3 separate regions of the Homo sapiens genome follow, and all the other regions are linked to region 3. The links are chromatin contacts, found by Hi-C in ENCODE. All regions are on one chromosome and are shown on one strand. Each heading gives the region's core, a stretch centred on a gene start or an enhancer-like site at or near the end of the contact. The rest is flanking DNA. Distances are from core to core; before and after follow the strand shown.

The links. A loop is a pair of places that touch in the nucleus more often than their neighbours do. Pooled maps may share reads with other maps.
Region 1: a pooled map shows a loop between it and region 3 (11-fold over the local background). The contact joins the enhancer-like site here to the promoter of LSM8 in region 3. A Hi-C loop is called at or near these places in 4 of 50 pooled maps.
Region 2: a loop to region 3 is called in a pooled map, with 15 times the contacts of the local background. The contact joins the promoter of AASS here to the promoter of LSM8 in region 3. A Hi-C loop is called at or near these places in 9 of 50 pooled maps.

What each region holds. Positions count from the first base shown.
Region 1 is chr7:121,436,344-121,440,628 of GRCh38, forward strand. No RefSeq gene overlaps it. Among named protein-coding and RNA genes, the nearest start is that of FAM3C, 42 kb to the left of the region's middle. RefSeq lists an enhancer at 2,092-2,386. Within about 2 kb of position 1,753, at least 21 of the 41 ENCODE cell types and tissues checked have a DNase peak (open chromatin) inside an H3K27ac peak, as active enhancers do.
Region 2 is chr7:122,142,017-122,146,803 of GRCh38, forward strand. It overlaps AASS (aminoadipate-semialdehyde synthase), which reads right to left and starts at 2,233. Exons shown (of 24, transcript NM_005763.4): 1 at 2,145-2,233. LOC102724527 (a long non-coding RNA gene) reads left to right here and starts at 2,398. Exons shown (of 6, transcript XR_007060500.1): 1 at 2,398-2,480. RefSeq lists enhancers at 1,057-1,562, 2,564-2,613 and a silencer at 1,864-2,063.
Region 3 is chr7:118,181,298-118,185,832 of GRCh38, forward strand. LSM8 (LSM8 homolog, U6 small nuclear RNA associated) reads left to right here and starts at 2,867. Exons shown (of 4, transcript NM_016200.5): 1 at 2,867-2,957; 2 at 4,357-4,397. The coding sequence starts at 2,927. LOC105375470 (a long non-coding RNA gene) reads right to left here and starts at 2,671. Exons shown (of 4, transcript XR_927904.3): 1 at 2,618-2,671.

The sequences.
Region 1 (4,285 bases), core at 503-3,002, 3.3 Mb after region 3:
TTCCATGTCTTCCTGTTCTCCTGTTACTCATAATTCCTGCTCCTCTTCATTATTAACTCCTATTTATGCTCTGGATTCCTGCAGCTGTCACCTTTGCCCTGCACATGGCCACTGCTCTCCTACCTGCATTCAGCAAAGCACCACTAACACTGGGCTCTTAGGCAGGTAATAGATACCTGCCTAAGGTTTGAGAATAATAGAGACATAGGAAAATTCATTCATCCCATTTAGTAAATAGTTTTTAACACCTATCATTGATACAGCTCCAATGAGTGGAGGAACAACAGGTTCTTCGTCTGGAGTCGAATTAGATAAAACGACATGGACAGACATGGAGTGGTTTTAAGGAGCGGAGAGTTTAATAGGCAAGAAAGAAGGAAGAAGGCAGAAGGAAGAAGCTCCCCCGTACAGAGAGGGAGCCGTGCTCCAAAGTAGAGAGAGGGAACCAACCCCAAGTGCGATGGATACCAGCCAGATATATGCAGAGGCTGGAGGAAGCGGTGTCTGATTTGCATAGGACTCAGGGGATTGGTTTGACCAGGCATGTCATTCATGTAACCCATGAAAAAGCTGGCCCTCCCACCCTAATATGCAAATGAAGGGCGCCATGATGTTCTACACACGTGGGGATATGTGGGGGTGGCCATGTTACCAGGAACATGTGGGGCAAGGTCAAGAAGACCCTGGGAATCACTATGTTTGGGTGGACCCAGTTTCTAATGGCCTGTTTTTGCATATCAAAGGTTGCCAGCCTGGCTCTAAGAGCAGGGGCTTTACAGGAAACTTTTCTGGAGATGCTTTTTAAAAAAATGAAAACTTCCCAAGGACCCCTTTTCCTCTCTATCTGCCTAAAATAATTTCTTAATAACTCCTATCACATCGTCTAGACATTTTTCTAGGTGCTGGGCACAAAGCATTGAACAATAAGGATAAAATCCTTGTCTTCATATTGCTTACATTTTATTTGGATCACAGACAGTAAGTAATTTTAAAAACTATATTAAGGTTGCAATTAACTTTCTTTGTTAGACAAATAGTGCCAATATGATCTTAAGAATCTAGAAAAAATTAGAACTTGGCTTCTTTAAATGACTGCTTAATGGGTTGCTTATTATTTCCCACACCCCTGTGTTTCTCTGAAGAACAAAAGATAGAGGAACGAAATGAAGGGGAGAAAGGTGATACAATAAGGATTCCTAAAGACAACAGGCCAGGCCAGGTGCAGTGGCTCATGCTTGTAATCTCAGCACTTTGGGAGGCTCAGACAGGAGGATTGCTTGAGCCCAGGTATTTGAGACCAGCCTGGGCAACATAGCAAGACTTCGTCTCGACTAAAAAAATGATAAAAATTAGTCAGGCATGGTGGTGTCCACCTGTAGTCCTAGCTTCTCAGGAGGTTGAGGTATGAGGATTGCTTGAACTCAAGAGTTGGAGGCTGCAGTAGTGAGCTATAACCGTGCCATTGCACTCCAGTGAGACCTCGTCTTAGGAAAAAAAAAAAAAAAAACCCGAAAGGGAACAAGACAACTCCAAGTGGCTCTAAAGAAGGCACCTTCACAGAATTCTGAAGAGGGAGTCTGTCTTGGGGCACATTATTCCAGATTTTTATCTCCTCAAATGGATGATCTGATATATGAAGTCACCCCCCTTATCATATCAGCTGGAACCTTCCTCCAGGGTGCAGATCCTTTCCTTTTTATTTATATGAAGAGCCTCCCTACATATTTGCACTCATGCCTTCCACATTGATAAATGGCTTTCACTTAGTGCTATGACAACTCTTCTCTGGAACTCTCTCAGTTCTCAACTCATGATTAATAGTTTCAGTTAACATTCTTTCCTTTACTTATCTTAGTAATTTACAGAGATGAACTTGCTCTCTCTGTTGTAACAAGTACAAGTATACGTAGCTTCACATTTTATACATTCCATTAGAAAATGGTGCAGAAAAGGAGGATCTCTGACCAGATAAAAGAGAGGGTCTCTGGTCTCTGACTAGATAAAGATAGTTCCCCTAATCCTTCTTGACCACAGATATTACTTTTGGTCAGCATCCAAAATCTTTTTAATAAGAAGGTAAGCAGTCTGTCCGTTCTCAGATCTCAAACTCCATGCTGGGAGAACCACTACTCTCTTCAAAGCTGTCACATAGGGACATTTAAGTCTGCAGAGGTTTCTGCGTCTTTTGTTCGGGTATGCCCTGCCCCCAGAGGTGGAGTCTACTAAGGCAGGCAGGCCTCCTTGAGCTGCGGTGGGCTCCACCCAGTTCGAGCTTCCCAGCTGCTTTGTTTACCAGCTCAAGCCTCAGCAATGGCAGGCGCCCCTCCCCCACCCTCGCTGCCGCCTTGCAGTTCCATCTCAGTCTGCTGTGCTAGCAATGAGCGAGGCTTCGTGGGTGTGGGACCCATGCCCTCTCTGACCTCTCCTATTCAACATAGTGTTGGAAGTTCTGGCCAGGGCAATCAGGCAGGAGAAAGAAATAAAGATATTCAATTAGGAAAAGAGGAAGTCAAATTGTCCCTGTTTGCAGATGACATGATTGTATATTTAGAAAACCCCATCGTTTCAGTCCAAAATCTCCTTAAGCTGATAAGCAACTTAGGCAAAGTCTCAGGATACACAATCAATGTGGAAAAATCACAAGCATTCTTATACACCAATAACAGACAGAGAGCCAAATCATGAGTGAACTCCCATTCACAATTGCTTCAAAGAGAATATAATACTTAGGAATCCAACTTACAAGGGATGTGAAGGAACTCTTCAAGGAGAACTGCAAACCACTGCTCAACGAAATAAAAGAGGATACAGGCAAATGGAAGAACATTCCCTGCTCATGGATAGGAAGAATCAATAGCATGAAAATGGCCATACTGCCCAAGGTAATTTATAGATTCGATGCCATCCCCATCAAGCTACCAAAGACTTTCTTCACAGAATTGGAAAAAACTACTTTAAAGTTCATATGAAACCAAAAAAGAGCCCGCATTGTGAAGACAATCCTAAGCCAAAAGAACAAAGCTGGAGGCATCACGCTACCTGACTTCAAACTATACTACAAGGCTACAGTTACCAAAACAGCATGGTACTGGTACCAAAACAGAGATATAGACCAATGGAACAGAACAGAACCCTCAGAAATAATACCACACATCTACAACCATCTGATCTTTGACAAACCTGAAAAAAACAAGCAATGGGGAAAGGATTCCCTATTTAATAAATGGTGCTGGGAAAACTGGCTAGCCATGTGTAGAAAGCTGAAACTGGATCCCTTCCTTACACCTTATACAAAAATTAATTCGAGGTGGATTAAAGACTTAAATGTTAGACCTAAAACCATAAAAACCCTAGAAGAAAACCTAGGCAATACCATTCAGGACATAGGCATAGGCAAGAACTTCATGTCTAAAACACCAAAAGCAATGGCAACAAAATCCAAAATTGACAAGTGGGATCTAATTAAACTAAAGAGCTTCTGCACAGCAAAAGAAACTACCATCAGAGTGAACAGGCGATCTACAGAATGGGAGAAAATTTTTGCAATCTACTCATCTGACAAAGGACTAATATCCAGAATCTACAAAGAACTCAAACAAACTTACAAGAAAAAAACAACCCCATCAAAAAGTGGGTGAAGTATATGAACAGACACTTCTCAAAAGAAGACATTTACACAGCCAACAGACACTTGAAAAAATGCTCATCATCACTGGCCATCAGAGAAATGCAAATCAAAACCACAATGAGATACCGTCTCACACCATTAGAATGGCGATCATTAAAAAGTCAGGAAACAGGTGCTGGAGAGGATGTGGAGAAATAGGAACACTTTTACACTGTTGGTGGGACTGTAAACTAGTTCAACCATTGTGGAAGACAGCATGGCGATTCCTCAAGAATCTAGAACTAGAAATACCATTTGACCCAGCAATCCCATTACTGGGTATATACCCAAAGGATTATAACTCATGCTGCTATCAAGACACATGCACACGTATGTTTATTGTGGCACTATTCACAATAGCAAAGACCTGGAACCAACCCAAAAGTCCATCAGTGATAGACTGGATTAAGAAAATGTGGCACATACACACCATGGAATACTATGTAGCTATAAAAAATGATGAGTTCATGTCCTTTGTAGGGACATGGATGAAGCTGGAAACCATCATTCTCAGCAAACTGTCGCAAGGACAAAAAACCAAACACCGCATGTTCTCACTCATAGGTGGGAATGGAACAATGAGAACACTTGGACACAGGAAGGGGAACATCACACACT
Region 2 (4,787 bases), core at 983-3,482, 4.0 Mb after region 3:
GGACATTCACCTAAGCTACCTGCATTAATAGCATGGACCAGGAACCAAGAGCTTGCAACAGAAGATGGATACCTCAAAGGAATACTGGTTTCTCTCCTGGGTTCCTCAGCGGCCAAACTTACTCTGTGACCTTGGCTGGCAACTTAACCTGTCTGTGCATCATGCGCAAAATGAGAATCATATTAACCTCTACCTCTTAGGGCTCTTAAGACGTTTAATTGAGCTAATATGCATAAAGTGCTGAGCATTGCTGTGTGTCATAAACAATAAATTTTAAGAAAAGAAAAAGCCTCCAGGCTTGCCTACTCCTCAAAAGCGAGCACAACCACGCCGCTAACAGTAGACTCACATTTCTTTCCTCTGTCACACTGTAGTAAGACCTTCACGATGGCTCCATATTAATCCCCCACCCTTACATTATTTTGGAAAAAAAATAATTAGAGCCCAATAAGCCCTCTCTTCAACTTCAAACTTCAGGCATGCATGTTCAAGATAAATAAATTACCATTTTAATGTTGTATTTCATCAAATTTAAGACAATTTTTTTACACATTTTAGCATCAGTGAAATAGGGATGCATCTTACAATAGATGACACCTTAGATCAGATGAATGTGGTAATAATGTTTTGGGGTTATTTTCCATTCCAAATGTTTGTTTCCATGATTTCATGAATTGCATAGAATCTTTTGTAGCCTTCCCAAGAAAACTTACCACTGTTTGTAATGTTATTTCTATGAGAAAATTAATAAAAGAATATATGAAAAAAATGAAAATGTTTTGTTAAATGGTGGCTTCTTAAACACCAAAGATCATTTCCAAAATTCCGAACCAAGGTCTGTTAAACGACTAGTGAGAAAAAAAATTCAATGACAAATAAACCAAAGTTCTGATCACGCCATCATCAATAACAAGTGAAACTGATAACAAATATGATTATCTGAAGAGTGGGAAAATGATTCAGGTAAATTGGCTTCAATTTTTGTCCACCTAACTCATTTTGCAGAATGGCCACCAGGTTACACAGTCAAGTCATGTAGCCCTAGATTCACTCATCTTCATGGGAAAAAAAGAAGAGGGGAGTGCAGGGGACAAAACAGACAAACCCAGAAACACCAAAGTGCCATCAGTGTTTTGGGATTTTTTTTAATACAGTATTGGAAAGCCGCAGCTTCAGTCAAGGACCATTCCGTCCTGTGTATAACTACATCTCACAGCTGCACCTTCCCCACTGATAACCCACAACATCAAAAAATGTTAATCCTTGTTCAAGTTACTGAACTAATTCATTCTCTCTCGCGCTCGAGCGCTCTTTCTCTCTCTCTCTTCCGCTCCCCCCACCCCCATTCCCCTGAAATCAATGTCTGAAAAGCACATTTCTTCTTCTGAAGCTGTCAGGATAGACAGACATTCAGCCCCATTCAACCGAGGAGGGTGGGTAAACTGCTTCTCCCCGCGCCCCGTCCCGCGCGAGCGCTCACAATGGGCTGCATAGTCCCGCAGGGGCTGAAGAGTTCAGGAAACCCAGACTTGCAAGGCGCCCAACTTCCACCCATCTCCGATCCTTGCTGGAGAATGGGTCTGTGTCTCGGAGAGTGGGCAGCCCAAGATGGACAAGGAGAGAAGTTTGTGATCAGTTTGGCTAAGCTGGGCGTGGGGAGGGAAGGGGGAAAGAACCACCCCGAAATCTCCATCCACCGCCCCCTCAGCCAGCCGTCCCCTCTAAGCACGCCGTCCACAAATTAACAAGCCGTTGTTTCCTCAGCTTCATCAGTTCTTTATTCCCCAGCCACAGCACCACCACTGTCCGCCAAAAAAGAAAGAAAAGAAATCCGAATTGCAATCCCTCGCCTTTCTACTTAGAAATGCTGGAGCTGCGCTGACCGCTCTCCCTCCCTTCCTCGCAGTGAAACTCTCTGCGTTTCCGCTCTCCCTCCATTCCTCGCAGGGAGGCCCGAATGCTCGCCGCCTTCTCCCTCTCTCGGCCCGGCCGGGGTCGCCTCGCGGCGCCGGGACCCGAAGGCCAGGCTCGCGGGCCCCTCCCAGCGACAGCCCGAGCCCGGCCCGCTATCTCCACCGCATCTCACAGGCTGAGCCCACCCGCGCGTCTGCTCAGCTCTCCGCGGGGACCTCTCCTCTCCTCACCTCGTCCGCTCTGGGGCGCCGACTTGTCCCCCGCCGCCTCGAATCTTCCGAGTCGCTGCAGGGGAGGCTCCGAATTCCTAGAAGAAACTGGGATGGAAGGCCGGGAAGTAGGAGGTGTTTGCTCAACTTCTGAGGACGTCACGCCTCTGCCTCCCGTAGCCAATCAGCAGCCGCCCTGAGGGAACAACCTTCTCATCTGCCAATCGGCGGCGCTGCCAGTTGCTACGTCATGCCCGGCCCCTGCTCCTCCCCAAGATCCTTCTGTCTCTGATCTCTGATCTCTGACCTGCGTTCTTAGCTGGGACGTCGAGTTCTCCCAGGATAATTATCGACCAGGTTTGTAACTGTCCGTGGCAGAAGGCGGGCGGGGACGGAAAGCAACGAAAATAGTCTGGGCATTACGCTCTAAATAGAGGTGCACATCTCCTGGGGAAAAGTTGCGAGCGCCGGTACCTCACGTTTGTTTAGCTATAGACACTTTTCAAAGCATTTCACCGCCTTGTCACAACCCTGTGAAGCCAGATAACAGTTCTTACAACAGTTTTAGAAGCCAGCAAGCGGAGAATCTGAGAAATTAAAACTGAGTGTGTTCATGTGCATATGGCAATGTCCAATGTTATTGAAAAGTCCTAACTACCTAGGAGGCCTGGAGGGAGGGGGAAAACGTATTTCATAGACACTAGCCCCAGCACTAGGAACTGAAGAATCGTCTGAAGCCCAGCTGTGATTCCCCAAGGCGTCAACGGTCAGAAGTTAATCTTCCCTCCTGTTTTTACAACTTTCTCCACCACTTACTCTTCTTATACCTGCCATAGATGTATTTAGCTACTGAACTCCTATGTCAACAATCTATAGCCAGAACGTTCTTGAGACTCCACTCATATCTCCAATTGCAGAGAAAATTATTTATTTATTTATTTGTGGTAGACATGGGGTCTCGCTGTGTTGACCAGGACACTGGTCTGGAACTCCTAGCCTCAAGCTATCCTCCCACCTCGTCCTCCCAAAGCACTGGGATTACAGGTGTTAGCCACTGTGCCCAACCCCAAATTAGAATTTTATCTGTAAGTAGAGTTGGAATTTTCTTCTGTATCTTCAGCTTCACATTTCCAAAATCGGATCCCTTATCATTCTTGGAAAGTCTTCCAAAGGCTGTGTAGTGGTTCACACCTGTAATCTCAGCACTTTGGGAGACTGAGGCTGGAGAATCACTTGAGCCCAGGAGTTTAAGACTAACCTGGGCAACGTAGCAAGACCTGTGTCTACTAAAAATAAAAATAATAAAAATAAATAAAATTTTAAAAAGCCAGGTGTAGTGGCACATACCTGTGGTCCCAACTACTTAGGAGGCTAAGGTGGAAGGATCACTTGAGCCGCAGGATGTTGAGGCTGCAGTGAGCCATGATCATGCCACTGCACTGTAGTCTGGGTGACAGAGTAAGACCCTGTCTCAAAAAATAAAATAAAATAAAGCCTTCCCTTTTGTGCTCACCAGCTCTGTTACTAATATCACTGCCTTCCTACTCACCACCTATCCAGACTTAAAAAGCCACGGTCACTTCAGTTCTTCCTCTGGCCCCTCAGCCTTACCCTTGGTGTTGACACTGTCCTTTAAAAACCCCACTACTATCACCCTACTTCAAACCCCTTTTTATATATAACGTAGACCATATTTTTTTAAGCATACAACTCCAATTGTCTCATTGGCCTAAGCAAAAAGCCTCAGAGACTACCCAGTACTTGTGGAACATTAGCCCAACGTTCTTCACATAATGTTAGTTGCTTCAGATGTGGCCAAAATCAATGACCTTGGCTTTATTTCTGCAGCAGAACCAGCCTGAAACCACCACTGAAACACAATTTATGCCTTGCTATCTTCCTAAGGATTAAGCATCTGGGTAAGAATGTAAGAATCCTTACTCTTCTCCTTTGAGTTGTAAATCATGGGCAAGTTACTTAGTTTTCAAAAAAAGCCTGTGCTCCATTATCTGTTAATGGGTTAATAATAGCCACTACTTCGTGGAGTCATGAGAACAAAATGAGATAATGGCCAAAGTGCCCTGTTAATTGTCTCACTGAAGAAACTGGAAATCATTATTTATTTTCCTCCAAATACCTCATGTTGTAGACTTATCTGTAATTCTAATTTACAAAAATATTCACCTTTCTAAAACTAACCAGCCCTTTGGGGTTCAGCTCAAATGCCACTTAAATAATGAAAACTTTCCTGAATATTTCAACCACATGTGATTGTTTCCCTTCTCCCTTGTGTATTGGCCTCTCTTATTGTACTTATCACATTCTTCCTTTTATCACAGTTATTCATACTTACCTTATCCACATTGCTCAGCTCACCTGTCATCACCACCATAAAATAAGAATATGTACGTGGACTTCCTCTTTTCTTTTCTTTTCTATTTATTTATTGCTTCTAGTACGATGCTATGCGTGTAATAAGTCAGTTGGGGTCTTAGCAGGAAATAGGTGGCACAATCCAACTGGGTAAATTAGGAGACACAAAAGGACTGAGTGTATGCAGGGATAAAGGAAAGTGGCAGTATATGTGCCATGTAGTCCCTGGGACTAGCAACACTGACAATCACTCGTAGGCCTAAACAGGGCCAGGGAAAGAAATAATTACCA
Region 3 (4,535 bases), core at 1,617-4,116:
TTGTAATTTATAGTGTTAAATGAAGACTATCAATTACCTTTATTTGTAATTTGGAATATTCATTTTTTTCATGCAATAATTATTTCATTTTTATAAGTAAAGGTCTGTAACTATTCAGGAATTTCCTTGTAAGTAGAGACGCATGATCTACTTATGTCCTTTTCTGCCTAGGAGAACTCTAGTTAGATCTATTCAATATATATTACTGATTGGTTAACACCTTTGCAACTTGTAGGGAAGTAAAGCATAAACGCGTAAAAGGAAATAAAAGTTCTCATCACATAAGGTTAAAAATATTATTTTATTTTAAAAAACTGCTATTGTGATAGTTTTCCATAAACTATTCAGAGAAGCGCAAATTCAGTTTCCTAGGATTCTACTAGAAGTCTGATCCTTTAGGTTAAGGTTTTCTGCTCAAGATTTAGATTCAGAAGTAATGGAATAAAATTATCTATTACAAGCATACTTTGGTTGATACTTTATCAGTGATATAATGTCATTTAAATGAGCATTACTTTGAGAGGTTTCGACTTAAGGGGCAAGTTTCACTGTTAACTCTTAATTTTTTAGTAGTCAGATGTTTATGTGTATCAGTTTTCCCTTATTGGAGCTTTAATGTAATTCTTCTTTATGAGATGCTAAGGTTTCTACATTCATGTACTCCCAAGGGTACATGGCTAATATAGATAAATCACATATGTAATGTTTGCATCCAGATGTAATTCATTTTGTCTTAGTAAACCGACTTTTATTTATCCATAGGTTTTCTCGCTACATCTGTGATCCTTACAGACTACAGAAAATATAGCGATTTTAAGACACATGTAAAAAAGTTTCCAGCCAAAGAGATTTTGTGATGCTCCATAAACACTGTTCATCTGTTATTTATCTGGCATATTAATTTAATGACAACTACACAGGGCAATAGACTTACAAAAGCACACTCTAAGGGATGAAAAGCCATAGGGAGTATTCATTTTTTTTTTTTTTTTTTGAGATGGAGTATCGCTCTGTCGCCCAGGCTGGAATGCAGTGGCACAATCTTCGCTCACCGCAAACTTCACCTCCCAGGTTCTAGTGGTTCTCCTGCCTCTGCCTCCCTGGTATATGGGACTACAGGTGCCCGCCACCATGCTGGCTAATCTTTGTATTTTAGTAGAGAGGGGGTTTCACCACGTTGGCCAGGATGGTGTTGATCTCTTGACCTTGTGATCCACCCGCTTTGGCCTCCCAAAGTGCTGGGATTACAGATGTTAGCAACTGCACCCGGCCTCATTTTTATAAGATCACACAGAGGTTTTTTTGTTTGTTTGTTTTTGAAATGGAGTTTCGCTTTTGTCGCCCAGGCTGGAGTGGAATGGCGTGATCTCAGCTCACTGTAACCTCCGCCTCCCGGGTTGAAGCAATTCTCCTGCCTCACCCTCCAGAGTAGCTGGGGTTACAGGAACCCACCAACATGCCCAGCAATTTCTTTTTTTAACAAAACTCCTAACACCTCGTTAATCATTAATTAGTCTTTGGGTTTTGGTTCAACACCTAACATTTGCAAATCACACAATTATCTTTGTTCTTTCATTAGCGGAAGACACTTTCATTTGTTACCCTGAGAATATGAGACATTCACAATCTAATTCCTGACTACATTTGATTTCAAACAGATAGGAATAAGTTCCAGAATATAAAATATTAACTATTTGGGAGTATCTTGTGGGTATGCTCTAATTAAGAAATGCTTCCTTTTCCGAGGAAAACTGCTGACATTGCAAGAGTTATTACAAAGCCACAAATCTTAAGAAAATACATGTTTAACTGAAATTATAAAGATATTTTGCAAAAAAGGGAAATCGCTCCTGCTGGTGTTTTGTGTATAAATCTCTTTCTAACTTCAAGCTCTCTCAAGTTAGGGCAACAGTAAATGAAGTGGGAACAGTATCGCATTGGGAAATATCTGAAATGATACCTATGGGACTATCTAACGAAACTGAGGCCCAGAAGAATTGAAGTGACCTGTGCAATGACACCAATTTGTTAGCAGAGCCAAGATTAGAACCAAGTTTGGTGCCTTCCTGCATCCTTCCTGCATCGGTCCTTTCTCGGTGCTGCAGCAGCCTTTTACTTACTAATTTCACCCTGAAGAAAGGTAGACCATCCTGGCGTGGCAGAAGCGTGGACATTCGTTTTCTAAGGGATGGTCACACACCTTTGCCTATTTGCATTTAGTTTCTTTAAAAAGTAAAAACACCTCCATTTTGGAACACTTTTAGAGACAAAAGCAGAACATACGAAAGTGTATTTCACTGCTGAGTTCTTAAGAGGCGTACACCGTGTGGTTATAACGTGCGCAACTCTGTCCCGGGCAACTGAACTTATTTTTAGCGTTATTTTCGGCTTCTGCTGCAGAAAACTAGGGATTCAACTACCCGCACCTACGTTTCACACAACAGCACTCGTCTCTCTCCTTCACTCCTAATAAAAACACCTTACTTCGTTTATTCCTGCCTGCTCTACCTCGTCTCAACATTTTCTCTTGTTAACTTCCACCACACTGCCTTTTACTCGGATTGGAAACCCACTCTCCCCCAACTTCTGTCTCATACCCCCAACTTCTGTCTCATACCCCCAACTTCAGGAAGCGTCTTCCTTTTTTCCGCCTCTCGTTCGCTTTTGTCTTACGAGGCTTCCGGAACACGGCCCAGAATTACAGAGAAAACACACTGCGCACGCGCACTCTCTCGTCACCGCTGTGCGGCTTCTGTTTGGTTGGCCAGTTCGTCCCAATTTCCGACTCACAGGGCTGCGGAGCAGCAACTCTCACGATATTTGCTGCGACCCGCAGGCGCTATCCGCTGCCGGGTTCTGGCGCGCCCTTTCAGTTCTGCTTGCTGTCGGCACCGCTGCGTTACCCGGAACCGCCGGGCCGAACAGCATGACGTCCGCTTTGGAGAACTACATCAACCGTATCCTCAAGCTGGCCGCCGCGGGCGTGAGCCGGGGTCGCGGAGAGGCCGCGGTCGGGGATCGGTGGGAGGTTGGGAGGCCTGGCCTCGGCGGGATCCTGGGGGCGGGCGAGGAGATGAGGGCCCCGGAACGACCCAGAGTTCGCCGGCGGCGCCTCGAGCCTTCCCGCTGCTGCGGGCCCAGGGGTCCTTTCCATTTTGCCTGCAAAACCCAAATAAAAACCCAGTGTGATTATTCCGAACTTTTCTGTCTTAAAAAAAATGTACGCTCTTGATTCTTACTTACTATTTCCCTATGGCATAAGTGTTAAAGTTTGTGAATAAGATGAACAGTCGTCCTGGCGGCGACAACAGTTTTGCAAATCTTTGTACTTGTTTTATTCACATAATTTGCTCGTTCGAGGATAGCAAAAAGTTTAACGATGGTTCACAGACTGTTTCTGTCCCTTTACCACTTGAAGTCCCAACTTGTTGGTAGAATGAAAAAAAATGGTTGCTGTTGTAATGGATTATAGTGAGGAGCAAGTAACAACCCCATGGGAAGTCTTAAAATAGACTTTACAAGTGTTACCGTTTTAAAGTCTTAGGACAAAAACACTACGTTAAGCTCAGGTACAAACTGGGTGACAAAAATTAAATACCGAATGCTTTTAATGATGCGTTATTGGTACCCTGTGACACTGCTTATATAGTTTCTTTACTTTTGAATTACAGAAGCCTGTCCTGGAAGACAGTTTTTTAACATGCTGGAAAATCGTCCAACATCGATTAATTTAGTACTCATCCACTTTTCATTTTAGAAATAAACAGGCCTAAGAAACGAAATATCCTGCCTGAAATAATAGATTGGTAACCTTCCTAGTAGAAAAGTGTCAAAAATCCAGGATATTTTGAGATAAGATACACCGATCACATACAGAAAGAGGTTTTCTTTTTCTATTTTTTCCCTTTTTTAATCATGTAATTATCACAAAGACAAAAACAGAAGCTTTTTTTAAGTTTTTTTTTTTTTTTCTTTTTTTGAGTCGAGGGTCTCACTCTGTTGCCCAGGCTGGAGTGCAGTGGCTTGATCATGGCTCAATGCAACCTTGAACTCCTGAGCCCAAGCAATCCTCCTGCCTCTGCCTCTGCCTCCTGAGTAGCTGGGACTATAGGTCACCAGGCCAGGGTAATAGAGATGGGGGTATCGCTGTGTTGCCCAAGCTGGTCTCACCTCAAGTGATCCTCCTGCCTTGGCGTCTAAGAAACTTTTAACGTTTTTATGTAGTGAACTTAGTGGCTGTGTTGAATACTTATACCTAGTTGTCATATTTATTCTAAAAATTCAAATCATTCCCTTGCCAGAGTCTGTTTTCAATTTGCATTCCCTAAGAAACACTTTCTTTGATTCAGTTATCAGGAACTGTTGCCGTTATTACATCAGATGGGAGAATGATTGTGGTAAGTCTTTGGAATTTTCATTCTCTGCTTTCCTGTAGGTTTATTGGTTGCAAGTTTTATGTGAAACCTCTAATCTCTAATGCCTAGACAGCACATTACACCCGTAGTGCAATTTTATTATAATTCAGCTCTTTATCA